Linked DNA regions of Mus musculus: regions 2, 3, 4, 5, 6 and 7 are each linked to region 1. The links are chromatin loops, found by intact Hi-C in ENCODE. Cell type or tissue: gastrocnemius. All regions are shown on one strand. Region 1 holds the start of Klf7 (Kruppel-like factor 7 (ubiquitous)). Region 2 holds the start of Mir6899 (microRNA 6899). Region 3 has its middle 33 kb from the start of Gm13749. Region 4 holds the start of Creb1 (cAMP responsive element binding protein 1). Region 5 overlaps Gm35880 (a long non-coding RNA gene). Region 6 has its middle 68 kb from the start of Gm36148. Region 7 has its middle 26 kb from the start of Gm35803.

What was found. A loop is a pair of places that touch in the nucleus more often than their neighbours do. Peaks named below come from ENCODE experiments on the same cell type or tissue, not always from the same donor. Only the 100,000 strongest peaks of a DNase experiment are listed, where the experiment ranks them.
Region 2: a loop joins it to region 1, with 4 times the contacts of the local background. A loop is called at or near these places in 14 of 42 quality-filtered maps.
Region 3: it touches region 1 in a loop (3.0-fold over the local background); 3 of 42 quality-filtered maps call a loop at or near these places.
Region 4: a loop joins it to region 1, with 2.2 times the contacts of the local background. A loop is called at or near these places in 14 of 42 quality-filtered maps.
Region 5: it touches region 1 in a loop (2.2-fold over the local background); 15 of 42 quality-filtered maps call a loop at or near these places.
Region 6: a loop joins it to region 1, with 4 times the contacts of the local background. A loop is called at or near these places in 24 of 42 quality-filtered maps.
Region 7: a loop joins it to region 1, with 3 times the contacts of the local background. A loop is called at or near these places in 23 of 42 quality-filtered maps.

Annotation. Positions count from the first base shown.
Region 1 is chr1:64,119,950-64,123,949 of GRCm38, forward strand. It overlaps Klf7 (Kruppel-like factor 7 (ubiquitous)), which reads right to left and starts at 1,440. Exons shown (of 4, transcript NM_033563.2): 1 at 951-1,440. The coding sequence starts at 1,052. Gm35880 (a long non-coding RNA gene) reads left to right here and starts at 1,618. Exons shown (of 3, transcript XR_373464.4): 1 at 1,618-1,722. In gastrocnemius, a CTCF peak has its summit at 2,059; DNase peaks (open chromatin) are centred at 54, 717, 1,024, 1,408 and 2 more places; H3K4me3 peaks cover 2,928 bases; H3K27ac peaks cover 3,368 bases.
Region 2 is chr1:64,041,181-64,045,180 of GRCm38, forward strand. Klf7 (Kruppel-like factor 7 (ubiquitous)) reads right to left here. Exons shown (of 4, transcript NM_033563.2): 3 at 1,134-1,257. It overlaps Mir6899 (microRNA 6899), which reads right to left and starts at 1,321; the gene lies at 1,258-1,321. In gastrocnemius, no CTCF peak of the experiment used is centred here; no DNase peak of the experiment used is centred here; H3K27ac peaks cover 2,846 bases.
Region 3 is chr1:63,996,169-64,000,168 of GRCm38, forward strand. No RefSeq gene overlaps it. Among named protein-coding and RNA genes, the nearest start is that of Gm13749, 33 kb to the left of the region's middle. RefSeq lists an enhancer at 1-404. In gastrocnemius, a CTCF peak has its summit at 2,175; a DNase peak (open chromatin) is centred at 3,528; H3K27ac peaks cover 1,556 bases.
Region 4 is chr1:64,530,665-64,534,664 of GRCm38, forward strand. It overlaps Creb1 (cAMP responsive element binding protein 1), which reads left to right and starts at 2,140. Exons shown (of 9, transcript NM_009952.2): 1 at 2,140-2,356. In gastrocnemius, no CTCF peak of the experiment used is centred here; DNase peaks (open chromatin) are centred at 2,144 and 2,829; H3K4me3 peaks cover 3,067 bases; H3K27ac peaks cover 3,055 bases.
Region 5 is chr1:64,194,214-64,198,213 of GRCm38, forward strand. All of the region lies in intron 1 of Gm35880 (a long non-coding RNA gene), which reads left to right. Among named protein-coding and RNA genes, the nearest start is that of Gm39654, 60 kb to the right of the region's middle. In gastrocnemius, no CTCF peak of the experiment used is centred here; DNase peaks (open chromatin) are centred at 1,984 and 2,165; H3K4me3 peaks cover 462 bases; H3K27ac peaks cover 1,497 bases.
Region 6 is chr1:64,446,388-64,450,387 of GRCm38, forward strand. No RefSeq gene overlaps it. Among named protein-coding and RNA genes, the nearest start is that of Gm36148, 68 kb to the right of the region's middle. In gastrocnemius, a CTCF peak has its summit at 1,921 (motif pointing left); DNase peaks (open chromatin) are centred at 302, 475, 911 and 1,897; H3K4me3 peaks cover 311 bases; H3K27ac peaks cover 46 bases.
Region 7 is chr1:64,303,652-64,307,651 of GRCm38, forward strand. No RefSeq gene overlaps it. Among named protein-coding and RNA genes, the nearest start is that of Gm35803, 26 kb to the left of the region's middle. In gastrocnemius, no CTCF peak of the experiment used is centred here; a DNase peak (open chromatin) is centred at 1,901; H3K4me3 peaks cover 865 bases; H3K27ac peaks cover 3,318 bases.

The DNA of each region.
Region 1 (4,000 bases):
CTGGAAAAACCACTGTTTCCGTAGCAGACCCAGCACTTTCCACTGACCAGCACTTTCTTTATTCCACTTCACAAAGCCCAGTGAACTTGTCCCCAGTCAGGCTTCAACCTCCCGGAGATGCCAAGAGAACTTGGCACCGGTACCCTTTAGCATCCTAGGAGTTTTCTTAACTAGTCCTCTAAGACAAAGTAGGGAAGCAAGGAAGCACACACCACCCTTTGTCCAAGGTGGTGCTAACCTGAGAGGCACCCCAAACAAACAAACAAAAAGCAAGGACACAGTACAGGCTGCTCTCTCTGGAGGCATTAGCTAGAGAAACCATACAATACATTGTCAGCCTAAGAGAGACATATCTTCTCATCTTCCTTGTACATATCCTTAAGCATCTTTTGTCACCTGGCTTCTCTTCGTACAGCTCACCTTGTATCTAAAAATCAAGCTCCTATTCTTTATTGACACTCAGTAAATTACTGGGAAAAACACTCCGTGCTTCCCCCCACCCCCCTTGACGGTCTTCAGGACCAGTTGAAATGGATAAAGCTGATTTAAGTACTAAGGTCAGAACTCCTGCATCTAGGAACGTGGTATCCTGTCAACCATTGCTCGACCACCTTCCCACCCGGCTCCTCCAAACCCGAGAAGTTCGCCAGCAATTCTCTGCTAGGGGACAGCGAGCCGACAACGTGTGCGCAAGGATGTGTGTTGGTGACAGAAATGCAGGCAGCTAGGACCGGCTCAGCTCAACACACTAAGGGGCTAGGGGTGGGTGGAGAGGTAAGCGCATATGATTGTTTCACAAAACATTTTAAACAACACACAGCCAAAAAATAAATAAATAAATAAAAAGAAAAAATTAATTAAAAAAATTTCAACTCAAAGCCCACACCAAACGCAGCCCCTGCGTCTCCGCCGCCGCCACACGATTTACACAAGTAATTTAAATCATTCACCTGCTGCCAGGTCTCCTCCAGGGATGGCAAAGCTGAGAAGTAGCCGGTGTCGTGGACAAGTTGTAGCTCCTGGAATATACTATAACTAGCCAACACGTCCATGCTGCTGCTGCCGGGCAAAACCGGAGGAGAAACCCTCCCCCGAGCTCAGCTGGGTCTGTTTGTTTGTCAGTCTGTCTGGCTCACCCCCCAAGAAGGCAGACATCCAGTGGCCCTTTTGTTTTGTTTTGTTTCAGTCAACTAAAAAAAGGAGAGAAAAAAAATCAATGCAGGAGAGAGGGAGAGAGGAGGTGAGAGAGGAGGGAGAGAGAGGAGGTGAGAGAGGAGGTGAGAGAGGAGCGAGTGAGTGGGGTGGATCGGAGAGAGGGATCCAGCGTGTACAGTGCAGATGACTGCCAGGAAAAGGGGACTTCACGGGAGTAACAATTCCCTTCCAGGGCTCTAATCACTCCAGCGCGTGGATCAGGAAGGGGAACGCAAACTCACTGACACGAAGCTGCCATCTATATCTGCAGCGCTGTTCGCTCCTAATGCAATCTTTGCTCTTTATTTTGGGAGGTTGCATTTTTTTTCTCGCGATCGCTTCTCTCCCCCCCCACCCCTTCCCTTCCCTCCCCACCCCCCACCCCATCCTCGCTAGTTTGTAGTCCCCCCCCCTTGTCTCCTCCTCCTGCTCTTCCCCCTCCCCAAACTCCCTCCCTCCGCCCCGTTTTGCGCGCAGCCGTGGGATCTCGGAGGAGGGCGTCCATTAGGCCGCGTGTGACCATGTAAGGTAAACAGGGGGCTCATGAAGTCACTGAGGACCAATGCGGCACTCGGAGAGGACCATGGGGCGGGGCCTGGCCCCGACGGCAGCCGCCGATTGGCGCGCTGCGGATCTCCCTGCTGCCTTACAAGGCGGTACGAGGCAAGCTATTTTTAGAGGGCTATATAAAGGGGTAGAGGAGTCCGCCAGGCGGCCGGGGAGCTTGAGCGCCAGGGAGTGTTGCTGCGACACTTGCGCTGGCTCCTGGGACGCCTAGGCGGCCGGGTTCGGGCTGCGCGCTGGCCTCCGACCCTCGCTGCAGGGCTCGCCCGAGCCGCCGGCGCCCGTACCCAGTGCAGATCCGAGGGGACGGGTTGCCGCGGTGGCCGATCGGGAGGTGCGGTCCCGGTCCTGGGTTAAGATGCCTCCTGCGGGAGCAGCCGGTAGAGCGGCGGCGCAGCGGTCGGGGGCAAGGAGCTCTTTGCACTCGGCCTTCCGCCAAGCATGGGGAAGAAGGGTAGCAAGGGAGAGCCCAGGCTCAGGACAGCGTCACGTACCCCAGACTAAAGCCCAAAAGCCAGTTCCGAATTCCCCACAGGGTGCCGAAATGAAGTGCCAGAGAGGAAGTGCCTCACAATGGCAGAGAACAAAGGCGAGCTGCACGGAGACTAGCTTGCGCCCGCCCCCGACGCTGCACGCTGTCCCCGCCCCGGCCCGCGCGCCTCCGTGCGCGCCGCCGATCGCCTACCGCCCTCCTTTTCCTCTGAACTGAGCCTAAAACCTGGCCAGGAGTCTGGTGTCCAGCATCTAAGCGTGTGCATGAAAGAGAATAGGGGGAGCGTGGGTCGAATTAGGGTGCAGGCTGGAGCGGGGAGCAGTTAGCTAGCAGATCCTTACAAGAGGTTTATCCAGTAACTTCATGGAGCAGGTATGGAGCAGGGCTCTAAAGATCTCAAGATTCTGCAAGCTCAGAAATGGAAACCTGTGCAATGCACGTGGTTAAGAGTTGCCCATTTGTTTGCTTGACCTTAAATGGCTCGTGTGCCTTCTCCAAAATACACCGAAAGCTGGACTCCTTTAGAATAACTACAGAATTCAGTACTTAGACACGAGAAACGTCCTTATACCTTCAATGGGAGAAATACAATTTAATCGACTCCATATCATTCCTTTCTATTGATAAGAACATTACATTTGTTTCATAAAACAAAAGATCACCCATTTCCCCCAGAGGAAATTAATTACTAAGATTGGAGAAAAGCCGGTTTATTTGCCCTTTAGTGCCTGACATTCTTGTTGGTCAAAGAAACAAAATTCTTTGCATAATTGATGCCTTGCTTACAATGTGCTGCCTCCGATCAGCTCCATGACTTGAGCAAATGGCAGTAAAGGCCTGGGCTTCCCAGGAACAAGAATTCAAATATCTGCCACTCTTGTTAGAAGAAACAAAATACGCCTAGGGTAGTATGTCACTGTTAGGAGGCATTAAATGTTGTTGTCCACTGTCCCCAGACTTTAAGCAAAGAAATTAAATAGCACCTGAACTTATAGTCTCCATAGAGAACAGGCCAGAGTCTAGAAGAAAATAAGATAGCGAAACCTTGCAATAATTTGTTAGGTCTCACCCTGTCCACTCTTCCCCCAACACGATCTGGTTGTAGGGCTTGGGCAGAAATCCACTGAGAGGTCCTAACGTAGATGTATTTATGAGTAATAAGAAAAAAGAAAAGAAAAAAGCAACCTTGGATACAATAGGTAAACATCAAGGCGAGATCACATAATTTACTGTTTAAGGCTCAAGGGAATTAATTTTTGTGTTTTATATTTATACTATTGCTATTTTTATTTAGTTGGTTTGCATTTTGTTGTCTTGTTTTGTGTGAGCCCTATTTAGCCCTGACCTGTCCTGGAACTCAATTTTGTAGACCTGCCTCTCGCTCCTGAGTGTGGGTTCCACCAAACTCGGCTTATTGCTATTTTTGATCAAAGTATATCTTAACTTTTGAGTTTGAAGATTTTGGCAAATATTTCTCACACATTCTGCTCTATGTACACAGACGTTTTTATGCGTCATGTATCCTTTCACCCAGCAGGACACCAGCATAGGGATTCTCACCTTAAGGGATGAGTATCCCCAAGCTTAGTATACAAATTAATGATGCTCAGATAAGCAGGAAGTGGCCAGACCGTGCTTCAAGTCCAGGAGTGTCTGATATATAAGGCTTCTGCATGAGGCTCTGCATGGCAAAACCTTGAGGCTTTGGTTTTAAGTTAATATGTGTTTATAGAAATTGCTCCAGTGGGT
Region 2 (4,000 bases), 79 kb before region 1:
AACACCAGGCCAACTTGGCTGAGCCTGGATTTGAGCATCCTCCTACTACACTCCAAGAAAGCAAACTCTCAAGAGGAAGGCCTGGCTGGTGGGAGAGGCAGGTGTGGAGCACAGGGCCTGGGAGAGGCAGGAAGTGAGGCCGAGCTCATTTCCTTCCGAGGACAGCCTGGCCTCCTCCTGGACATCCTGCTTCCCCCCCTTCCCCCTTCGCCCACCTCCCCCGCCATCCTGCTAGCTGCTGTCCAAGCCGAGGGGACCCTGAGGCTTTCGGGGGCTTTATTGTATTAGAAGCATTTTTCTCATCATAACCAAGACCTTTAGTATTGCATTAAAAAGATGGTTAATTTTCTTAAGCTTCCTTTTAAACACAGAAATAGGATTAGAAGGATAACATGCTCAGATGCAAGCCCATTATTTGATTATGTCTAAACCTAATCCTGCCTTCACCTTGGCCTGCAGAGTCTCCATTTTGGGGTTTATCGGCTGATAATGCCAGGGCTGTCAGATACTATTACTTGGGTACTATCTGTTGCTACGGGATCCTTTTGACTATCAAATACTGAAGGTTTGAAATTGAATTACAGGACGAGTTTGCAGAGTTTTGCCATCTTTGGACCCTTGAGCATGTCTTCAGCGAGGAAGGAACAGTCCAGATGTCCAAAGGATAGGCCCATTTTCAATAATGCTTTGGAAAAAGCCTTCAAAATCGGCCTTTCTCCCATTAACCAAACTTTTTTTTTTTTAAACATAAAAGATGAACAAAGGTGGTATGGATGATATTGAAAAGGCCAGAGGAGGCAACTTCTATTATCTTTTGTCAATACGCTGTTAATTCTCTGCCTCATCAACTACCTGTGTGAGGAATGACATCTTGTTTGTACCTAGTTACTAGCACTGGTTCAAAGCCAGCACTGAGTAAATGCTATGTAACCCAATGGAGACCCTGAAACTTTACTACATAAGAGAGTGCATCTTTTCACCCTTGCAAGCAGTAGAGAAGTAAAATGTATTGCCAGGCCCATAGAGCTGTGCACGAGACAGGCCTGCTTGCTACTAGACCCAGATCATACATACAGACCCCAACCTACTGCACTATTTCCCTCCTTAGTCCCGTAGCTTCTAAGTCACCTTACCTGTCGCAGTGGTTACACTTAAAGGGCTTTGCACCTGTGTGTTTCCTGTAGTGCCTTGTGAGCTCATCGCTCCGTGCAAAACGCCACTCGCATCCTTCCCATGAGCACTTGTAAGGCTTCTCACCTGCAGAAGACACAGAAGGACAATGGTCAGAAAGGATCTCATGCCCGCTGCGTTCTGCTGCCTGGTGGCTAGTCTCAGCAGATGGCCTCTCAGATCCTTCTTGGTAGACTACATTCTCTAATATAGAACATTACTTTTAAAATAATAATAATAATAATGATAATAATAATAATAATAATAAATAAAGCCCCCTGGTGCTGTGTGTTCCTTTTGTCTCTTTCCTTTTTTAACCTTCAAACCTCTGAGCCATCATCTCGGTTCCCAGAGTCAGGGCACTTCCTTCAACTGGTGAGGGATCAATTTTTATTTATTTTCTATTCCCAGGAGCACGCCAAGCCCCACGGTCCAAGCAGAAAGGAAATTGCTATTTTCATCTGAACCACAAATGCTTCTAATTCTATTTTTCTCAAGAACCTCCAGTAACTTACCATTTCAGTCTCTTTTGTCTCTCCCTGACCCCCTCTTCTACCACAAACCATGGCCAGAGACCTAAGTGCTGATACAAACGCCTCAGCCTCCTGGAACCCGTGTCCCTTTCAGCAAATGTGCCTGGGTGGACAGACAACAGGACCACGACCAACCGAGAGGGAGTAAGACTAAATCCCTTCCTGACTCGCAGCATTCATGGAGAAACTGCCCAGAGGTTCCGATGATTCAGTGACTCTTCTAGAGGGTTCATGCTGGATAGTAATATACATCATTGCAAGATATTTTAGAAGTCAATTTATAGAGCAAGTTTTAGCGGCAGGGAAGCTGCTGAGAGATATGGAATCCGAGCACTGGTGCGCAAGTGACCTTTCCACAGAATAAATACAGATGGAGGATACGTACGAAAAAGTGCAGGACTTGTTATTTTTTTTTTTTAAACCCATCACATCTGTCACCAAACAGGACAAATATTTATCCTTCCAACTGTATAGTGAGCTGATCCTAATTAAGTAGAATGGCGATGTTTACAGACCCATGAAATCATCAAGTGCAGCCCCTGCCCCCAAAAGGCAGATGAGCAAAATGGTTTAGGGTCCAAAAGCCAACCTTCCTGGGGTACTACAGGCAAGGCTGGTTAATCTTGGGTGACTGTCTAACCTTGGGTAAGTTAACAAAAGCTTTCTTTGCTCCTGTTTTCTCGGGGATAACAAGAGTGTGCACATGCCCCTAAAATGTTTAGAAAGAGCAACAATGTGGCAATAAACTGCACATTAATTAGAAACAGTAGCTAGCACATGGGAGACTCATAGAATCAGTAAATATTATAGCGTATGTAATTTGAGGTCTGGAGAGATGGCTCACTGAAGTGCCTGATGCATAAGCATGGGCACATGAATATCCATCTCCAGCAGCCACGTACAAGAGCTGGGTACAGCCGTGCACACCTGTAATGCTGCCACTAGAGAGGTGAGACAAGCAGGTTCCTGGCGTTCATGAGCCAGCCAGCCACTGTGCTTAGCCAAGCTGGTAAGCTCCAGGTTAGGTGAGAGATTCTATCTCAAAATCCAAAGGGGAGAGCAATTGAGGAAGACACCTGATGTTGACTTCCGGCTTTCACACTCGTGAACACATATTTGCATATGCACCTGCATGCACCCATTGACACAGCTACAAGAACACATACATATATATGTATGTGTATACACACATACCTCCCTCTCTCTCCCTCTTCCTCCCCCTCCCCCACACACAAACACACAATTTCAGGCTACAGAGACTACACATCCAAAGTACTATGTATGTACCCATTTTTCCCTGATCAGCAGCTACATCTCCACCACACAACCTTTAAGAACACAGTACCCAGGTACTGTGTTTTGCTTATTTTTTCTTCCCACATTTTCTTCCCTTTAAACTTGACTACAAAACATCCACAGCTCTCTGTTTCTATCACCTAGAATCAAATCTAACATGCTTGAAAATTATTACTTCACTAAATTGGTGCCCCAGTGAGCCCACTGCTCTACAAGACCCAGTACAGCAGAGGGGAGACATGAATTTCTTTCAGAGAGAACCAAGAATACATAACGTGCTGAGAGCCTGGAAGGAAATATTCATTTTTTGGAAACCATGTGTGCATGCATGTGTGTAACACCAAGCAGTACTAGGGTCACCTAAAAGCTAGCACCTTGCTGTAAGACACTTGAAAGGATGTACCAGATGAAGGAAAGAGAGGAGGTGTCCCCTCAACTTGGGAGTGACTTTGTTTGAATTCATTATGCTGTACTTTTACTGTCCAATGGGAGTGAACTTATTAGTAAACCTGTGACTTTGAAATAAGCTATGGTGCATCCAACGGGTACCTACTGAATAGACAATGAACCTCAGTTCCTCTCCCTCACCCCTGCTTCCTGTGTTTGCATGAGCTGCTAGCAGGGAAAGGCCTAATCAGATGTCAAGTAAAAAAACGAGAGCTCACAGCTCCAAACAGCCAAGGCTGGAGTCAATGTAGTCAGCTTAAATATGGGGAAACAGGGAGACAGTTCAAGTTTTAATAGCTCTTTAGTATGTGGGTAGAGAAAAGACCAGGGTGCTCTTCAGGAATGTTCAGAATGAGAGGGACACCACAGGAAAAGCAAGACATCCAGTGCCCGATCTGAAAGCCTAGTGGGCATGGTACTTAATGCCATGAATCACTCACATGGCTTTGTTCTTTCACATGGAGATCTGATACAAAAATAACTATGGCCCCTAAATGATCAGAAATTCAAAATGCCTTCCAGTCGCAAAGACATTCAAACAACAACAACAGCAA
Region 3 (4,000 bases), 120 kb before region 1:
CCCAAAAGAGGAATGAGGAAATCAAATCAAATCAAAACAAACAAAAACAAACAAAATAAACTTTCTCCATCCACAAAAGCTGAGGACCGGGACTTTCCCCAGAGTCCACAGCTACTATGAGCTGCCTCATCAGAACCATCTTAGAGGAATTAATGATTGCTTGAGCCCCATCCAGCCTGCCTGGACTGTACATACTTACCCCTTGCTTTAAAAATCCTTGTAACTGGGCTGCCTTTGCTAATGGACCCTCACAGCTACTTCGTGGGACGAGATTTGATATGCCGAAGGCAGTAGAACAGAAGGCAATGTCCAAGACTAAAAGTACTTTTAAAATTCAGCTTCCTGGGACACACTGACTATATATGACAACCAGGACAGCAACCAAGAATACATCCCGCAAGTGGGCAAACTTACTTCAACAAACTTAAGCTCTAAACATTTCAGTTTGAGTCAACATTTATTATATGAACCCCCTCCCACCTGCCCCTTGGTATATTAGCTATTTGGGGAAACTTAATGAAAAAAAAGTGAGGCAAATCAGTATATCCTTACTTTCAAGGAAGTTCAAATCTATCTGGGAAAAGGGCAGGAGAAAAGAAAGGAGGAAGAGGTGAGAAGAGAGAGACAATACCCCAAAACAATAATGTGAGTTAAATGGGAAAGTAGTCTTTAGTGTGTGGAGTTCTCATGGATATAGAGGGATGTAGTTAAAACACCTGATCAGGACATTTAAATAGGTATTACAATGAGAAGCAAGGAGAGAGGAAAGAGATGAGGAAGGCAGAAAAACAGAAGCAACTGCATAGAGGCCAAGGAGTAGCTAACAATCCCCAGGAAAGCAGAGACCATGGCTAAGTAGACTTTATCCACCCCCACTTACCTGAGGTTTCTCTTTCCTGTAGCTTTAGGTACTAGCTGTCAATCATGGTCTGAAAATATTAAGTGGGAAGTTCTAGAAATAAGCAATTTTTGAATTGTGGTTGTGATGAAGTTTCCTACTGTCTGGCCTCTTCCTACCTGAATACACCATGGTTCAGCACACCTAAAGGTGTGTGTGTGTGTGTGTGTGTGTGTGTGTGTGTGTGTGTGTTTGTGTGTGTTACCTATCCATTAGCCAACTGGGAGCTGTCTCTGTTGTCAGACTGACTGCCCTGGATAACACAGGGCTTCTGCCCAAGAATGTTTTATTTCATTTAATAATGGCCTCAAAGAATTAGAATAATGTGGCTTGCAATTCTACTGTAGTCCATTGTTTTAATGTTCTATTATCATTAGTTCCTATCAGTAATCTCTTGCTCTGCCTAATTTATAAACTAAAGCTTATCATATATACATGTACATATACCATATACACATATACATATATATATATATATATATATATACAGTGTGTATATTTATGTATACGCATATAGTATTTGCATACACATACAGGAAAGACATAATAATAGGCACAGGCTTGGTGCTACCTGTGGTTTCGGGTACCTACTACATGTTTTGGAATCTCTCGCTTGGATAAGAAGGAGCTCTTGTACATCTCAGGACTTTCCAGCTTGGTTCTACTGTATGGGAGGCTCTTTATCAAAAATTTCAATAAAAATGTTTTACTTTGAGGTTTTTATTTATTATAACCTCCTTTCTTTGCCCACAGAGTTCATTTTTTCTGAAATAATAGTGCTAGCACAAGGTAGGTAAAGCAAAAGAGAAAAGAAGGAAGAAAGGAAAGAAGGAAGGGAAGGAAGGAGACTGGGGGAGTGAGGGAGAGAGGGAGGAAGGAAGGGGAGAAGGAAAAAGGAAGAAGAGGAGAAGGGAGATGAAGAAAAGGAAGGAAAGAGAGGAAGGGGGGGAAAGACGACAGACAGGATGGGAAGGAAGGCAGAGGGGATGAAGGCAGAGGGGAAGAATTTGCCAGTAACACTACTGATTACACTACCAGGGGCCCCCTACACTCTTCCAGGTCACTTCGAATTGTGTTTCAGAGAGTTCTGTTCCCAGTCAGGGAGAAGGCAGAAAGGACTGGGGAAAGGAAGGAGGAAGGCAAAAGGGAGGGAGAGCAGGAGTTAGCTGTGCAGGATGGAAACTGCCAATGGGAGACGGGGTTATGGAATGAACAGTGTGCAGCAGTAAGACTGTATTCTCAGCCTGAGTCCTTACATGCACATAGGTGGCAGCGCATGACAGGCCTATGACTTCAGAAATGATTTGCAGAGCCAGTGTTATCTATCTGTAATGTCAGCATTTACCATGTGTTTCTCATTGGAGAATATCAATTCTCTGTTTTCCTAATTGATTCCAGTAACATAGATACCCAGAATGCTGTATACCCCTCACTGATTGCTGGGCAAACATTATTGAAATGTCAATATTTGCTCTTTTTCCTAGAACATCATTGTCAAAGGCTGCAAATCATTTGGGGGCACATCTCTGATATTTAATGTATGGAGAGTGCTGATCAAAACTATTTTTTTAATTCTTCTTCATGCTTTCTCTGGTCATTTACCAGCCATCATTGCTGTTCAGAAATGTTCCTCTTAATTCCTACCAACAATACCTGCTACAAAACCCAACTTCCATCTGTGCTCACAAGCCTTATGAGAGAGAACTGAGAGCATCTCTGTGCACTGACAGTCTAGATCCTTACTCCTTGTCAGTGCGTAGGAAAGGGCAGTTCACTTGGCTATCTCACTACTTGGCCCTCCATCTCACTGAGCTTGAGTAAAATATCCATCAAAAGCCACACCAACTATCACAGGGCTTCATTACTGCGATGGTAACCACATACAACATACATCTTGTTCCATACAACATACATTGGGACGATCTTGTTCCCATGGCAATCGAGTATGCAATCCCTTTCTCATGTTTTGCTTTGCCTTAGAGAAAAGGGACTTTGTCTTGGCACAGTTGGTGACCTTTTACTAGGACATGTTCCATGACTCATCTGGAAGGATTCCCCTCCCGCAGTGCCCCCTATACACAAACACACACTTATTTGCAGGTACTTGAACAGTGGGACTCTAATGTTTGGTTTCTTCTGGAAACTCTCCCCTAGTTTAATTTTTTGAAGCCTGTGTCCTGCTATCTCATTAAATTACCATGTATTATTCTGGACATGAGTGGTACCACTTTTTTCACATTATTTTCCTGTTCCCACTGGGAAAGAATTCTTGACTTGGAATCAGATCACATCACTGGTGTATTACACGGGTCGTGGAAAGAAGAGCCTCAGCTTTCTGCCCTCCTGTCCTTCCCCACCACAATACCTCTGAAAATACTGCAATGGCTTTATTCTTCCCAGCTAGGTTGGTGGCCATCGGGGTGCTTTGACCAATAAAAGGACCTGTGATGTTTCTCAGATGTGATGTGACACGCCAGCCAGTCACATTTCTGATTAGCTATCTCGGGGCCACCTACACTTTCAGTTTGTTTCCAATTGTGTTTCAGATAATGCCGTTCCCAGTTAGGCAGATGATCACTGTAATTTCTGGTAATGAAATGGCTAGGGAGCCCGGCCTGGGCTGGGAAGAGAGCCAGAGCCCAGCGCTTTGTGAGAAACTGTGTTATGGCCTAGGACAGAGAGATGAAGCCAAGATGCTGGTTGGGCAATTACAGCACAGATGAGCTTGAATCTTGAATCTTGATCGACTGCCCACTTATACTTACGACTGGTAACATTTAGAAGAGACAGCCCTCTATGAAAACAACTCTGTAGAGAAGGCAAAGATACTTGCTATTTTTCTCTTTAATGCACCAAAGAATCACAGTTGGGCTTCCACAAATGCAAAATTACTTTCATTCACCATGAACAGTAATGGCTTCATACAGCCAGCATGGGCAAGTTAAGAATGGAGCCTTTGAGCAAGTGCTATGGTCGGAATCCAAAATGTCCCACCACAAGCTCATGTTTTCAATGTTTGGTTCCCAGTTGGTGGCACTGTTTGGAGAGGTTCTTAGGAACTTGGGGGAAGGCTTCTTTGGAAGTTCTGGCTGGCCCCTGATT
Region 4 (4,000 bases), 410 kb after region 1:
ATGTCTTGGTAAGAGTAAAGCATTCTGGGGAAAGAGGATGACAAGAGCAAAGCCTGGAGGTGAGAGCCTGACTTGGGAGGGAAAGCGGGAGAAGAGCCTGCAAATAAAGAGACTAGTAAATACGGCTGGGGAACAGAAAGTAAAGGAGACAGATGGAGGAGGGACAAGAGACAAGTCCAGAGAATGGTGCTAAAGCCAGTGTTGATGAAGCAAAAGGGAAGCCACTTGCAGGGCTTTAGGAAAGGCAGTGATCTAACTGAATCTGACTGGCAAATAGACTGGAGTGAGGCAGGGGCAGTTTTAGAGGATGTGGGTAGTGGCCACTGCAGGACTCCAGGCAAGAGACGAAGGCAGCTTAAAAGACTGGTGGAGAAGGCATGGGGACACAGCTCATACACCCAAGTTTTCAGGAAGCAGGCAATCCAGGGGAGCCTAATTGGTATCAGAAGTGGACTCGGTTCCCAATGTATCTGAATGATGTCCTGACCCTTTACTGAGCTAAGAACCGTGGGAGGAAGGGATATGAGAACTCGAGGTGAGTAAGACTACACACTGAGCATCTAGCCAAACGGACCCGGAGCAGAGGCTGCTGGGAAGAGGAATTCAGAGTCCCAGGGTGAGACCTAACTAAGACTGGAGTGTCTGAGAGAAGGCATTTGAAGCCAGTAGAAGAGGATGAGACCACCTAGGGCAAGAGATTACAGTAGGATTGTGGAGGATCCGGGCTCAGATGACTCCTGCACAGGAGTTAGATAAAGGAGAATCTAGTTGTTGAGGAGTAGGGTTAAAAGGAAAACTGGCAAGTGAAGAGGGGAGAGAGTGTTTGGAAGAGTCAAACAGCATCAAATGCTAGGATGGTCTTGAAAATGCAAGATGCAAAACTACATAGACAGGAAGACTGTGACAATTCAGAGCCACTGCAAATGGAGAGAGACAGTAAAAGACAGGTGGAACTCGGAAAGGAGCTTAAGGAGGAAGTTTCTATATTTTATTTATTGCCCACACATACTACTGTGATGTAAGTGCTGAGGTCAAAGGACAACTTATGGGAGCTGGTTCTCTCCTTCTACCACGTGGGTTCTCGAAATTGACCTTAGATTATCTGGCTTGGTGGCAAGGGCCTTTATTCATCTCACCAATGCCACAAGAGTCTTCTTAAAGAGAGGAAGAGACGTTAGCATGCTAAAAGTTCTGGTTAGAAACAAAAGAAAATTAAGCTACTCTTCAGTATAATGTCCTTGGGAAAGCGGGAACGGCTAGGACACACGGAATGAAGGCAAGCTCAGTGTTATAAAACGTCAACAAGGGCTGGCGTCCAGCAGGAACAAAACTATAGGAAGAGGGCTGAACGGCACAACAACAAAAGGTGAAGAACTGGCGGTTAGGGGCAACTCAGAGAGCAGTTGCGGTAGCTTTGAGGCTACGGAAGTCACACTGTCAAGTTCTGGGGTGCAAACGGTGGAAGCCACGCCGCAGCAGCGTGCCACCGCTGCAGAAAGGGCTGAGAAAAGTCAGCACAGGATGTCGCGGGCAGGTAGGGTGGGGATCTGTTTCAAGTGTTGAGAGCAGCATGGCTGATCATTTCTCCAGCCTCAGAGGGAGGACGGTACCCAGTACCTAGGGGCTCTGGCTGGCCGCAAAGCGGAGCTGAATCCCCACATGCCACCTGTGCCATAGCTTTCTTCCCAGCAAAGAACCAGCTCCGGCCCGGCAGACTCCCCTGGCCGGTAGCCGGCGTCTCCAACCTTCCAGCGCCGTCCGCGCGGCTCTGGGCCCTCGCGGCGCGTCAAAGTTCCCGGGCGGTCTGCTTCCGCCGCAGGATCAGACCGCGCGGGGGTTTCCAGCAAGTCCCCGCCACCCCGGGAATCCCCACACCACCCCAAATCTGGCTACACACAAACCCCGCTTCCTCCAAATCTCCTCAGCTGGCGTCCGAAGCCTCCACCCGCCACAGTGAGGCTCGGATCGTGCCTCCAGAGCGGGTCTCAAACCGCCTACACCAGCTTCCCCGGTCAACCCCTTCGCAGCGCCGGGAAGTAGCCGAAGGCCTTCGGCAGGTTCCGCCAGTAGCGCGGGGGCGGGGCCTGTCGAGCGGCTCCGGGTCGAGCTCGGCTGTTTCCGTGAGTGGCCGCTGCGCACTCGGCACTGGGCGGCGCTGGCTGGCTCCCTGGCTGCGGCTCCTCAGTCGGCGGCGGCTGCTGCTGCCTGTGGCCCGGGCGGCTGGGAGAAGCGGAGTGTTGGTGAGTGACGCGGCGGAGGTGTAGTTTGACGCGGTGTGTTACGTGGGGGAGAGAATAAAACTCCAGCGAGATCCGGGCCGCGAACGAAAGCAGTGACGGAGGAGCTTGTACCACCGGTAAGAGGAGCAGGAGGAGGAGGCAGGAGCCGGAGAGAGCCGGGGGGACAGAGGGGGGCCGGGGAGGCGCCGGACACCCGCGCTCGGGGCCTTCCCCTCGCAGGAGGGGCCGCGGTAAAGATGGAGCCTCCGCCCGAGCCCCACAACACCGCCGCCGCTCGCAGCGAACAAAGAATAATGGCGGCGGACTGGAGCCAGCGGCGGCCGGGCGGCAGCGACTCTGCCTGCAGCCAGCGGCGGCGCTCATGGCGGGGGGCGGCCGGGCCGGGGCGGGGTGCGAGCGAGCGGGCGGCCGGCCGCGGCAAGCTGGCGCCCGCGTTCCCGCCGCCGGGCCGGGCCGGGCCCGGCCGTGCCGGGCGCGGAGCCGGAGCCGGCGCGGAGCGGAGCCGCCCCGGGGGAGGCCGCCCGCCGCCGCCCCCCGTTCCTCGCCGCCGCCGCCCGCCTGCTCGCACGCTCGCTCGCCCCGGCTGTGCCGGGCTGGCCGCCCGGGCCGCCGCCTGGGTGCCCGTGGGGGGTGGAGGAGGAGGAAGAAGAAGGAGACAGTTGAGGGCAGAGGAGGTGAAGGTGCTGCCGCCTTCGCGGCGGTGCCCGCTCGGCGAGCCGCAACGTCCGACCTGCTTTCCTCTACAGCGCTCTTTGTGCAATAAAGTTCGAAACCCAAGGTTTTCTCTGGTGCTGTATTTTATTCTTGCCCCTCTCCCCGGCTCCCACGCGGTCGGAGAAAATGCTGTTTTCTGCCCTAGGCTGTTTTAAGGGTTTGGGGTTTTTTGTTTTTGTTTTGTTTGGTTTGTTTTTGTTTTTTGTTTTTTTTTTACTATTTCCCTCACCCCTCGGCTTTGAAGATGAAGAACGAATCAGTAGTCCTGGGAATGCATTCTTTTGGGAAGGAAAGAGGTGCTAAGAAAACATACATGTAATAACTTTTTGCAGAAACTGTTGGGATCTTGTAAAAGGGAAGCTGGTGCTTGAAAACAGTTTCGGTTTTAACCCTTTCCACTAAGATAATGATCACTTGAGGTCAATCATTCTGAAACCCTTAGAAATTATCGAAGGGGAAATTAGTATTAGCGAAGGTACTTTTCGTTTTCTGTCATTTGAAGGGAGGCAGTCTTGCCAAGGTTTTTTGAGTCATCCGTATCTCCCCTTAGCCTCTGCCATGCTCCTCACACGCTTCTGTCTGAACTTTAATGGAGGATTGATATAATTCTCACTCTAAAAATAGTTATTGAAACTATCCATTATTTGTATATTGCCGTAGGTAATCCCAGCCTGAGGTTGATGGCAGTTTAAGCCAGCAGGGGTTGTGGTGTTCCTTTTTTTCCTTCACCTAGAACATCTGCAAAGGGGACTGTCAAAAGTCATTGACACCTTAAAGATCCAAAGACATTTTTAAAGGGCATTGCAGTATGACCTATTTAAACCTGCCATATCTTCTCAAAGTTAAGAGTTTGATCCTAGCCTCAGTTTTGCACCACATCTGCCTTCAAAAGATCTAGCACAAAATACCTTTGGGCCATCTATTGAAATCTTGTGCCCTGATGATCATTTCCCAATTGAAAAGCAAAGCCCAAAATTTTAGTTGATTTGAAAGGTGCACAGTTTTTTATATATTTGGGGGGGGGGGTTGCTTGTTTCTTTTACAAT
Region 5 (4,000 bases), 74 kb after region 1:
TAAAAGCCTCATTTGTCCAGGAGATGTCCCTAAGACCCTTCCCTTGACCACTTTACAGAGAAGGTGGAAACAAATAGAGAGACAAACATGCTTGTCCAGCTCAGAGGAAGATAGAAGCAACCCTGTGCACATGCGGTGGTTTTCTTGGTTATGTTATGAGATAAATAGAGTTGCCAGGCATGGTGGTAAATGGCTGTGGTCTGGGCTACTTTGGAGGCTGATACAGAAGGATTGCTTGTTTGTCATCTGAATTACAGAGTGGGTTCAAGGCCAGCCTAAGCAATTTGATAAGAGTCTGTCTCAAAAGAAAAAAAAGTATGAAAGGGACTGGGGGATCCAGTTCAGTGGTGGTTTAAATAAAAATGGCTCCGATAGGCCCATAGGGAGTGGCACTATTAGGAGGTGTGGTCTTTTTGTAGTAGGTATGGCTTTGTTAGAGGGAGTGTCACTGGGAGGCAGGCTTTGAGGCCTCAGAAGCTCAAGCCTGGCCAGTATGTCACTGTCACTTCCTGCTTCCTGCCAACCTGGATATAGAACTCTCAGCTCCTTCTCTAGCACCATGTCTACCTGCACACCACTGTGCTTCCTGCCCTGATGGTCATGGACTAAACCTCTGATACTGTAAGCCATCCCCAATTAAATGTTTGCCTTTTACAAGAGTTGCTGCCATGGCCATGATGTCTGTTCACAGCAATGGACTAAGACAGATTCAGTTGTAGAACACTTACCTACCAAGATCAATCCTCAGTCCTGAAAAGAAAAAAAAAAATACTGCATCTATTTAGATGGTATCCTTGGAGATATTAGGAGCTGAGGCAAAAGGGAATCTGAGTTGGACTTAAGATGCTCTCATCAGCATAGACAAGCTAACTTCTAGAAGAATGTGGCAGATATTGTCCAAGAAAATTTTCTGGAATGGTGGAATGTCCTACAGATGTATTTCTCAGTGTGATAGCCACTAGCCATGTGTGGCCACCAAACAGCTGACTTGTGGCATTTTAGTCTTTCTCAATTTTCAATAGTTTACATTTAAAAGCAGCATTGGGTAGTGGGCGGTGTCGGAGATGGCAAGGCAGAGGCAGCATCTTCTACATCATTTCTTTAGGAAGCAGCCTTAGGAATGTCTATCTCCACACACTTCATTCAGAAATTCCTTCAGCGTTTTCAAATACGAGGAAGGAAGAAGCAAACACTGGCTCGAGCTTCCTAGAGGTGCCAGGTCTGAGAAAAGCACTTTCACATTTGAGAGTGAAGCTCTAAGTCTGCTATAAATAGTATTACCCCGCTTGTGCAACTGGGAAATCTGCAGGTGACAAATTGAAGTACATGGCCAAGAGTTGCAAGATGAGTAGCTGGCAGAACTGGAATTTTAGTCTCTATTATATTAAGCATTGTTCTCAATGCTAATGTCACAGAGGAAAAACCAGCCACTGGCTACCAAGTTCATGGTTTATGTCTGACTTGATCCTTGGTTACCAGATTTTCTTGGGTCAGAGTTGAAAATATTGGATAAAGGAATGACCTATGTTGTTGTGCTTGTTGGTATTAACAGTGTGACACTCAGGTATGAAGTGGTCCCTCCCATGATTTTGCTGTTGTCGCTGAAGGAACTGAAGCCCGAAAGAAGTCCAAATTAGGCAGAAAAAAAAAAGTGTCCCAAGGAATAACCCCGCCCCCCCCACCCAGGGAAAAACAAAAATAGACTTCCTCTGAAACCATCATGGCCCCTAGAAGAGAGCAGGCTTACCAAGGAGAGTCTGTCTAGCACCCCTGGCTATGGCTGATGAAGAGAAAGCATATCCCCGCTGCTAGCCATTCATGGGACAAAGTTGGTGTTGGTTATAATTAGAGCTGCCTTTCTAGGAGGGGGGTGGGTGCTTCCAATGCCAGCTCTGCATTTGCATCTGGCAGCTGGGATGCTGCCACCTGGCCTGCTCTGTTCTCCAGAGGCATCTCAGCTGCTTTCTCAGGGCAGGTGTGATGGGGGGCAAGGGAGGGAGAAAACACAGCAGGGGCAGTGACCATGGTGCAGGCAGCCATTCACAGTGTGAGTCTGCCCGGCTCCCAGCAGCAGACTGCTGCTACTCCAGGACCCCTCAATGGCTGCTTGCTTTCTACACCAATGAGCTCTGGGGTGATAAGTTCAATCCCCAGTTCAGTCAGACCTGCAGTTTCTTCAGTGACCTACTTTCCTCACTCGGTGGTGTTGGAACAATGCCTTGCTCGGATCCTTGTTTAGACTCATTTTTGCCTTTGTAGAGAAGCCCAGGCTTTTGCCAGGCTCTCCCCCACCCCTCCCCCACACCCCTTGAATCCCTGACAAGTGTTGATAGGAACAGAAAAAGAAAAAGAGAGAGAAAGAAAAACAAGGGGAAAAATGGGTTTTAGTCCTCCCACAGACTCTCAGGCTCCAGAGGAACCAAAGGCTGGCCCATCAATAAGAGAGAAATCAAAATGTACTTCTCGACTCAGAGCAGAATTGGAATCTGAGTCTGTCGCTCTCTAGCAATCTACCTTTCAGAACCCACCCCCAATTCCTCAGGAAGAGCGAGAAATAGCCCATGCAATGTCGGGAACGCTCTGGACCCCAGAGCATCCAAGAAATCGCTGCTTCTGAAGTTTCAGACTCCTAAACGCATAAGCACTAGCTCCTCCCTCTTGGGTGAGCCAGCCCACTAAAATCTTTTTCATACTCTTGGTCACCGCTACCATTGAGAGAGTGGAGTGGTCAAGGAGCCAGGGAAATGGCCCAAATGATTCTTTGTGCTCTGTGAAGCAAATGTAAGAAATATAAGTAAACACCAGATAATCTAACCCAAGAAACAATACAGAAGAACAATAAAATCATAACCAGCCTTTATTGATTGGTTGCCATAGCCATGGCTGTCCCATGTACTTTTGAATTTGTGATGTGCCTTCTTGACTAAGACCCCTGGATACAGATTCTGCTGATGGCTTCATGTCATAGATCCTGGGGTACAGGGCAGTGCCTAGTTCCCAAGGGGTCAGCTTGGATCTGAATCATCAATCTCTCCAGAGTTCATACCTGGCATGGACACTACCTTCAAATGCCACCTTCCCATATTTTTCAATCTCAAATACTAGGATGACTTGGTAGACTGTGACCTGCCCAGCCTCCAGCAGTCTCTCCTCTTGCCACCTCTGTGAACCATAGCTGAACCCACCCTGGCTCCTTTCCCCTACTTGAACCTGCCAACATGCCACTCCTCTGAGACACCTTCCCTGTTTCCTCTCCAAGAGGATTGGAGCTTTCAAAATGGGCTACTGTCCATGTTGGGCTCAGGGTGGAGGGCATCCCTAAACCCCAAGTCCCTTCTAGTCCAGGGTGATGTATGCTTTGGAAAATGTAAAGGGAATCCCAGAGATTTTGAGAGACTCTCCTCTAGGAGTACAATAGAGGGCTCCACAGGGATGTCCTTTTGGCTGTGTCCCCTCTCCCACTAGGTCTGCTACTTAGTGAGGATAGAGTTTAAAGTTGTAGAGTATACCTCAAAACCACAGAATGCACCCACCTTGGACCTACTAAGGACACAAAGGTAGAAGAAAAACTCTGGGAAATGGGTGTCATGGAGGGGTTCCCTAATCTGGAATGACTAAGTCACAGATTTAACAATTACTTTGGTGTTTAGATGATGACTCAGTGGGGAAAAGAGGCACTTCCTGTGTAACCAGGACCCAAGTTTGTGTCCCCTGCACCAACATAAAAAAAGCCAGACATGGCTGCCAGACCCACAACAACAGCGCTGGTGTTGGTGGAAGGGGTGGTAATAGGGACAGGATGATTTCTAGAGCTTGCTGACAGCCAGCCTAGCTAGATACAATCAATCAAATCAATCACCAATAACAACAACAACAACAACAAAAAACCCAGTAATCTCCTGGTTCAGTTTCAGATTATCTGGTGTTTGTTATAGATCTTATATTTGCCTTATGGAGCACAAAGAATCTTTTGGGCCATTTCCCTGGCTCCTTGGTCAAT
Region 6 (4,000 bases), 330 kb after region 1:
TTCTCAGAAATCGGATTTCTTCTCTAGATTGAAAATGAAAATAAGAAAAGCCTTCACGTATCTGGATAGGAAGACAGACAGAGCTAAGAAAGGAGGAAAGGGAGGGAGGGAGGGAGGGAGGGAGGGAGGGAGGGAGGGAGGGAGGGAGGGAGGGAGGGAGGGGGGAGGGAGGGAGGGAGGGAGAGAGAGAGAGAGATCCCCAGGGCCTTCCCCTGTTGCCCATCAGGCTGCAGCTGTCCTTCACAGTTTAACAGCCCTGCCCTTTCAACCTGCCACCTAGGAATGAATGAAACCAAATGTCCCATAGGACATGGCCCCTCCCGGCCCCTCAAAGACTTCTCCCTGAAGATGAAATCTGACAAAAGAAACAAATTAGATTAAAATGTGGTACCAAGGGCTTTGCGTTGCTCAGATAAGAGAATCTGCAGAGTCCTTAGGACCCAGAGCGGTCAGTCCTGTTATACAGTTTGCGGTGGGGAAGAGTTCAGCTGACTTCTACCCACAGCTGTTCTTGCGCACCACCTCTCAGGCTTCACTGTCCTTGGCTTCAGATGGGGAGGAGCCAGTGGGGAAGGGAAGAAGAGCCTAGAACTGGCCCTAGGGACCAGACAAGTAATGTGAATAAAGAAACTGGCCATGTGACTTTTATATAAGTTAGGCTTTTATATAAGTTCTCCAGATTTTTAAATGTCTACCTCTCAATTTAAGAAAAGCACTCTCCCTGCAATATTTATATTGTGCACTTTCTAGACAGCAGGCCCACTAAGAACCATATGAAGTAAATGCTGGTATTGCTTCCTGTTCCCTAAAGAAGAGCAGTGTAGTAACACCTGCCTTACCTCAGAAGGCAGCCAGCCACCGGCCTGCATCTGTCCACTGCACTGGACTGCCTAAGGGCTTCACCTGGGGAGACAGCTCAGACTGGGAAATTGCTTACCAGAGAGACAAGCAAGAATGCCAGAATTCAACCTCCAGAACCCATATAAAAAGCAGGAACCTTTATGAAGACCAAGCTACACATCTGCTACATATGTACAGGGAGGTGTAGGTCCAGCCCCTGTATGTTCTTTGTTGAGTGGTTCATATCCCAAAAGCTGTTGCCTGTGTGTGGGATATATTCTTCTGGCTGGGCCACCTCAGTGGGAGAGGAAGTGCCTAGCCTCACAGAGACTTTAAGTTCCAGGGTGGTGGGGATACCCAGGGGCCTTACTCACTGCTCAGAGGAGAAGGGGGAAAGGATTGTACGAGGAGGGACTAAGGCAGTGAGCAGGATGTAAAGTGACTAAGTAAAAAAGAAATCAAGAACATTGAAAAAGAAAAAACAAGGACCTTGTTTACAGTCTTAGTGCTAGAGAACTTACATACATACATACATACATACATACATAGGTAGATGAAAGATAGATAGACATATATACAGATACATATATACCACATACATACATGTATAGACAGACAGACAGATGCCAAGGTGGGAAATGTCAAACAACACCCAAGATTGACTTCTATGTGCATAACACCTACACCCTCATCCATGAGTGTGCGTGCACTCACACACAGACACACACACATATGGCTGGATCATAAAAGAGCGTTATCATATTCTTAAAACAAATAATAAAGCTACAGACATTGTCTGCAGAATATGAAAGAAGCTTGCTTGGAAAAGAGAAAAAAACACAGTGGGGGAGGAAAATAGATGTTGTTATATAGACAGAATTAGACTTGTCCTAATGGTGAGCCAGACCTAGAGACCTAAGTTCCTTATTGAAAAGAATGCAAATGTAAGCATAAATAATGCTGCTGCTAATATTTTTTTTCCCACGTATTTGAAACCAAATGGTGGCTAAGCCATACAACCTTGGCATTGGCCTGTGATTCAGATTTGTGTAGACAATGCTGCCCTCTCGTGGTCAACCTTCTAATAGCATGATTTTGTTTAAAATCTCGTTTTCCAAAAGTATTTCATAGAATATTGCATCCATTTTGTGTAGCATAAGCACACAAAGGAAAATATGCACATAGCACAACACCATCTTTACGTTTCAATACGGATTTAGGATTTACCATTTTACATAGGTTTTACAGGAGGGCAGAAGAAATTACTGGATATTAAATCATGGCATTACTGGGCCCCTGAACTTTCAGAACTCAGATCCTTGGAGGAAGAAATGTTTTTCCCATGGCGATAAGCTCAGAAGAACTCTCAAATGAACAGGATCTGGCAGAAGTGACTGTCTTCCGTTCCAAGGAAAAGCATTTGTACATGTGAAGTAAACGCAAGACCAGTTCATAAACAGTTAGGTAAACGTAACGGTCTGTGGTTGTTGATTAAAAAAACCAACCACTTCCTGGCTTCTTAAAGGGACTGATCATTTATGATTTCAGTAAGTCAGGTAAGTTTCTGTGGCCCAGGACAGTGCACAGCTTAGACCTGAGGACCAGCACTCAGAGCTGCCGGGCTAGTCCACAGAAGGCAACCTGTGTGGGAACTGTGGAGAGGCAGAGGACAGACATCAGCTCTAGAGAATGGAGCAGACTGCTGCAGAAACGGGGGGTGGGGGGAGGCATTTCATAACTCCAACAGAGTCCCGCCAACTCGAAGAATATTTCAGTAGAAAAGGAAACCCTCACTACTTAGCAACCTGAAACTCTCTAGAGATCAAATTTCACACGTGCCAAGGCTGGAGCCTGAGGCACAGTTCACTTGCAAGCATCATTAGTGTGGTCTATAGTGTACTTTTTTAAAAATTATCATTTTACATAAAAATCTCCTGGCTTTGGTCCTCAGCAGAATGAGAGGAGTTGACAAGGCTGAAGAAGGTTTGGGGTTTGTTTTTTGTTTTTGTTTTGTTTTGTTTTTTGTTTGTTTGTTTTCTGCTAGATCTGAGGAGGGCCAACACCTGGAGGTGGAAGGTGCCCTCTCTGGTTTGACAATGCCACCACTCCCTAACGTGCCCCCATCGGTCTCTCTCATGTTAACAGGTGTCTGTGTTTTGTAGGCATTTGTGTTGAATGCCCTCTGTTCTGTCTCTAAAAATTGTGATACACACATTTGTTCAACAGCCACAGACTTCCACAAATGTAAATTCTTGCGAGTTTGCAAACACTCATTCTGACTTAACTCTTCCCTTCCTCACTTCCCTCCCACTTCCCCCATTTTATCCCTTCGTTAATGGAACTACCTATGAGAATTTAAAGCCTTTTTTTTTTTTTTAGAAATTACTAGTTATCTCTAAAGCACTGAAGTGTGGATCTGCATTTGAAATAATTAAGCCAGGCAATAAGGCTACACTGAGATGAACAAACAGAAAACCTACAGTCATATTCAAGTCTTCTCCTTTGATAGACTGTCGCGCTGAGTCACCCACAGGAAGACTCTTTACCTCTTTATAGTCTTCAATGGATACTTACAGTAATGGCATGTCCCTCCTACCTCACTGGGATTCTGAAAAATAACTGTAGACCAGAACATATCTGTACAGTGTCCCTAGTCTACAGAAGGCACCGAACCTGTAAGAACCAAGCCAGTGTCACCAGAAGACCATACTGGATCTACAATAAACTACAGCTCAATTCCAAGGAGATGTGATTGAAAATGAGGCAAGATGATCAGGAGTTCAAGGTGACCCTTGGCTATATAGAGTTTGAGAGCTACATGAGACCTTGTCTTAAAAACCCAAAGAAGAAGAAGAAAGAAGAGTGGGGTGTGGGAACCCCAGCAGCAGCTGTTATAATATGAGCATATTTGGAAAACACACAACAAAATATTAGTAATAGCAGTACCATAGTCACTGTTCTATTGTTGTGAAGAGACACCATGACAAAGGCAGCTTGTATAAATGAAAGCATTTAAATAGAGGCCTGCTTACACTTTGAGAGGGTTAGTCCATGATCCTTATGGTGGGAAACAGAGCCATGAGGCTAGAGATGTAGCTGAGAGCTTAGCATTCTGACCCACACACAGCAGGCAGAGAAACACTTTTGAAAGCTCAGAGCC
Region 7 (4,000 bases), 180 kb after region 1:
TGACTATTTATTTATTTATTTATTTATTTATTTATTTATTTATTTATCTTGCTCTGGCCCCTCTCACTCCAGCCCAAAGATTTATTTATTATTATATCTAAGTACACTGTAGCTGTCTTCAGATAAACCAGAAGAGGGCATCAGGTCTTATTATGGATGGTTGTGAGCCACCATGTGGTTGCTGGGATTTGAACTCAGGACCTTCTGGAAGAGCAGTCAGTGCTCTTACCAGCTGAGCCATCTCACCAGCCCAAAGTTGACATATAGGAAATGGCTTTATTTTATTTAAGAAAAAAAACTATTTATGGAATAAATTTTACCTAAAATCATACTATTTGAGATTGCACTCATCCCCCAGATGTTGACAAGTAACCCATCTTTGCTCTTTATAAGTCAAGTCATCAACTATTCCATAGCGTTTGTTTATTCACCCCAGTTGCACAGGCTTTGTGCAGACAGAATACACACGATGCACAGACAGCCCTGTGACAGGTATTTCAACATAACCTGGTATTTTCTAAGTCACAAAGGGACTGCCTTCATCTTCTAAGCCATGAGGTCTGTAACAAAGATCACCACCCCCACTTCCCACCAGTCACCAAAGGAGTAACCGACTGTCTGGGTCCATGTGCTCCGGGCACATGAAACTCTTACAATGAAAATCTTCAGTGTTGCACTCCAAGTCTCCAGTGGGCCACCATAGCGATCTGAGGGTGAAATGAAACCAGTAAATCCTGCCAGTGCAATAAACTCAGAGTCCCCTGCAAGCTCTGCCCTCTCCTGTTCCCTCTGTATCCTGTCCTCCTCCCCCAGACCAGTTCTCTGGCAGAGTCAACCGAGAACAAGACTTGGTTCCAACCTGATCCCAGCCTTAGTTCCAGCTTTGTGTGACTGTTTTGTTTTGAAGCAACCTGATGCTGAAAACGTTCAGGTCGTAATGACTGGGAAATGTGAAATATTTATCATCTGATATATCAGCTGACCTGGCACTTATATCCCATTATCTCCAGTGCTAGTATTCTGGTTCTAGTAGAACTGATACCCAGCTGCACTGTGGACCAAGGGGTTAAACTACACCCCAATCACAGAGCTGTATGCAAACCAGTCTTTTGTACTGTTATCTGTAGAAAGCTAAGAGATAGGTGTAAATAAAGCAATGTCCTTGTTTGCCTATAGGTTTTCAATCTTTTTCTTTCAACATGAAAGCAGAGACTTTGCCCTGTTGTTCATATACTCAATTACACACAGGTGTAGGGGACCTTATAAACACATACACATAAACAGAGAAGACGCATACAGACCACACAAATGCATAAGCAAAGAAACGAGAGAGAGAGAGAGAGAGAGAGAGAGAGAGAGAGAGAGAGAGAGAGAGAGAGAGAGAAACCACACTCAGAGACCATATAAACACATAAACAGAGACCCCCCCCAAACACACACACACACACACACACACACACACACACACACACACACACAGAGGTTGTTATACTCTTGAACTAAGAGAAGCCAATAAGCAGTTTTCCTCTTTGTTTCTTGACTGTTTGGAAACAAGAGAAAAGTTAAGTGGCCCTAAAGAGGGGACCAGATGGGATCTGGGAGGAGAAGCCTAGAGGAAGAGAAATTGCAGCAAGAAGACTGTTTTGCTTCAGAGTTCCTGCCAGAAGCAAAGAAGAAGGTCCCAAGCTCCAGCACTGTGACCCCTTGGTAATTTCCCTGGGGAGCCCCACCTCAGACAACCTTTACCCCTCAGAATCCAGGGGAAGCTGAGCTCGGTAAGTTCCAAACATAGAGGGCAGACAGTGATGGAGGGTCTAAAGCCACAGGCCTGGACAAGGTTCCAAGTGGGCCTGCCTGACAGCCACAGAAGCCAGCTGAGCCAATGGGGGGACAGCCACGACACCAGCTGAGCCAATGGGGGAACTTTCTGCCTGATGAGGCCTGCTTCCCAAGAAGAGTACTGGCAGTTTCCCTCGACTCTTGTTTTCCTGTGTTTAAAATGAAGGACTCTGCGGCTTCATGTGACCACTCTTGTCAGAGTCTTTGCTCGGAGAGGTGTTTTTGCATTTGTGAAGCCTGCCAGGAAACAGCGTGAGTCATGAGTCATGGCTTCTGAGCAGACACTATTCAGCTTTAGAAATTCCCAGAGATACGACTTGTTTATACGAAAGGAAGCAGCTATTCTGAGCTGCCCGAGGAAGAGGAAAGCGCTGCTCTTTTTTTCCCCCCATTTAAACACCCTGGTGAAAGGTCAACTGGGCAGCTGCAAGGCAGCGAGCCCCTAGTGTAGACACTGGTGTTCTTCAGTGCATCCGTCTTCATTTTACGGGGTATTTCTGGGTTTGGCATCTCAAAATGCAAGTCCTGTGACCCTGAAATTTCACTCTCAGCCTTTGGTCCAAAGTTGGGGTTTTTTTTCTTTTTTTTCTTTTTTTTTTTTTTTCTTTTTCTGTGCAGGCTCTGAGTGGGAACCTGTGACATGGGGATTGAGAGCCAGGAGGTGACCATAGAAACCCACCATCTTTGACAATTTTCTAACTTCCAGTTTCAGAGTAAGGCACGGCTTTTTACTCCTATATACCATGCTGCCGTCTTCAATGTCCTCTATCCTTAGTTTTATCAACTAGTGTGTCCGCTACCATTACTTTAAATGGTGGTTCAAAGCTCTGCAGGAGAATATGCCCAAAGGGATTGCCACTATTACAACTGTTTCTTCGTTGACCCACTATCTTGGCCCTCGGGTGTTAGAATGCATGGTGTCACCGACTGACTTCCAAGACAAAACCATTCACAAAGTATTCACTGATTCGACAGTCATGGGCCTCTGTGATGGTAACAGGGACAATACCTGAAGAAATCAACATTGTTCCCTAAACATATAGGAAATGTTTCACTAGTTATTGAAGGATGCCCACTCATTATGATAAAGATGGATAAAAATAAAGACTTGGCTTAATGGCTAAACATTCACGTGTAGGAATCAAACTAAAAAGTCGTTGTGGACAGTTATTGTTCTAGAATCAGTAAGTTGAGTTCTGAATCAGTAAGTTGAGAAGCACAGGGGATAAACTCTGTAAACAAAAGTTCCCAAGTACTTGAAAATCACACAAGTATACCTCTGAGAAAACTAAAATTATGAACTAAAACATTTTACTAACAAAGTGATAAAATGGCTTGAAATAAGAAAAATACGTAAAAAAAAAAACCCAATAGTATTTGTATATTACAGCAAAGCCAAGGTAGATAATAAAATGCCAAAGAAAAGCTAATGAAGTATTAAGAAGCAAAAATACATACAAACTAAAGGCAAATGTAGTAAAAGATTAAAAACATTTGTTGAGAGATATAATTTGAATAATTAGGACAGTTATATTTTAATTAAATGGGAGAATTCAACATAAAAAGGCAAAGATTCTCAGATTATTAGAATAAGTCCCCAAATCCAACAAGTCTTTTCTTGGAAGCCACTAGAATCAGCATCAACTAATTGCAGAGACTGCTGCTTCTCTGCTGACAGAAGCTTAAACTATGAGCAGGAAGAACTGGCCCAAGGAATAGCTGTAGGACTTATTTTTATCAAATAACAGAAACTGGAAGTGTACATTTAATGCAGATATAAAACATAAATAAAAGGAAAATAGTAAATGCCTTGGAGCATGCGCTCTTGAGAAGCATGTGTGCCCCGTTCTATAGATGGTTTTATAGCTGGCAACGCTTTCCCCCTGTCTTATGGTGTGCGCTGGAGAATCCTGATACTAAACAAGCAGTATTATTTCTGTTCCCTTTGACAAAAGTATCAAAGTTCAGTGACTTCAGGAGTGTGAGAAAACTAAAGAAATAGAAAGCTGGATCTTGATTTCTCTGACTTCTCAAACCATACCTTTCCATTTTAGTGTTTTCACAAAACAACAATGAATGAATTTTTTTTTTCCCAGACAGGGTTTCTCTGTATAGTCCTGGCTGTCCTGGAACTCACTTTGTAGACCAGGCTGGCCTCGAA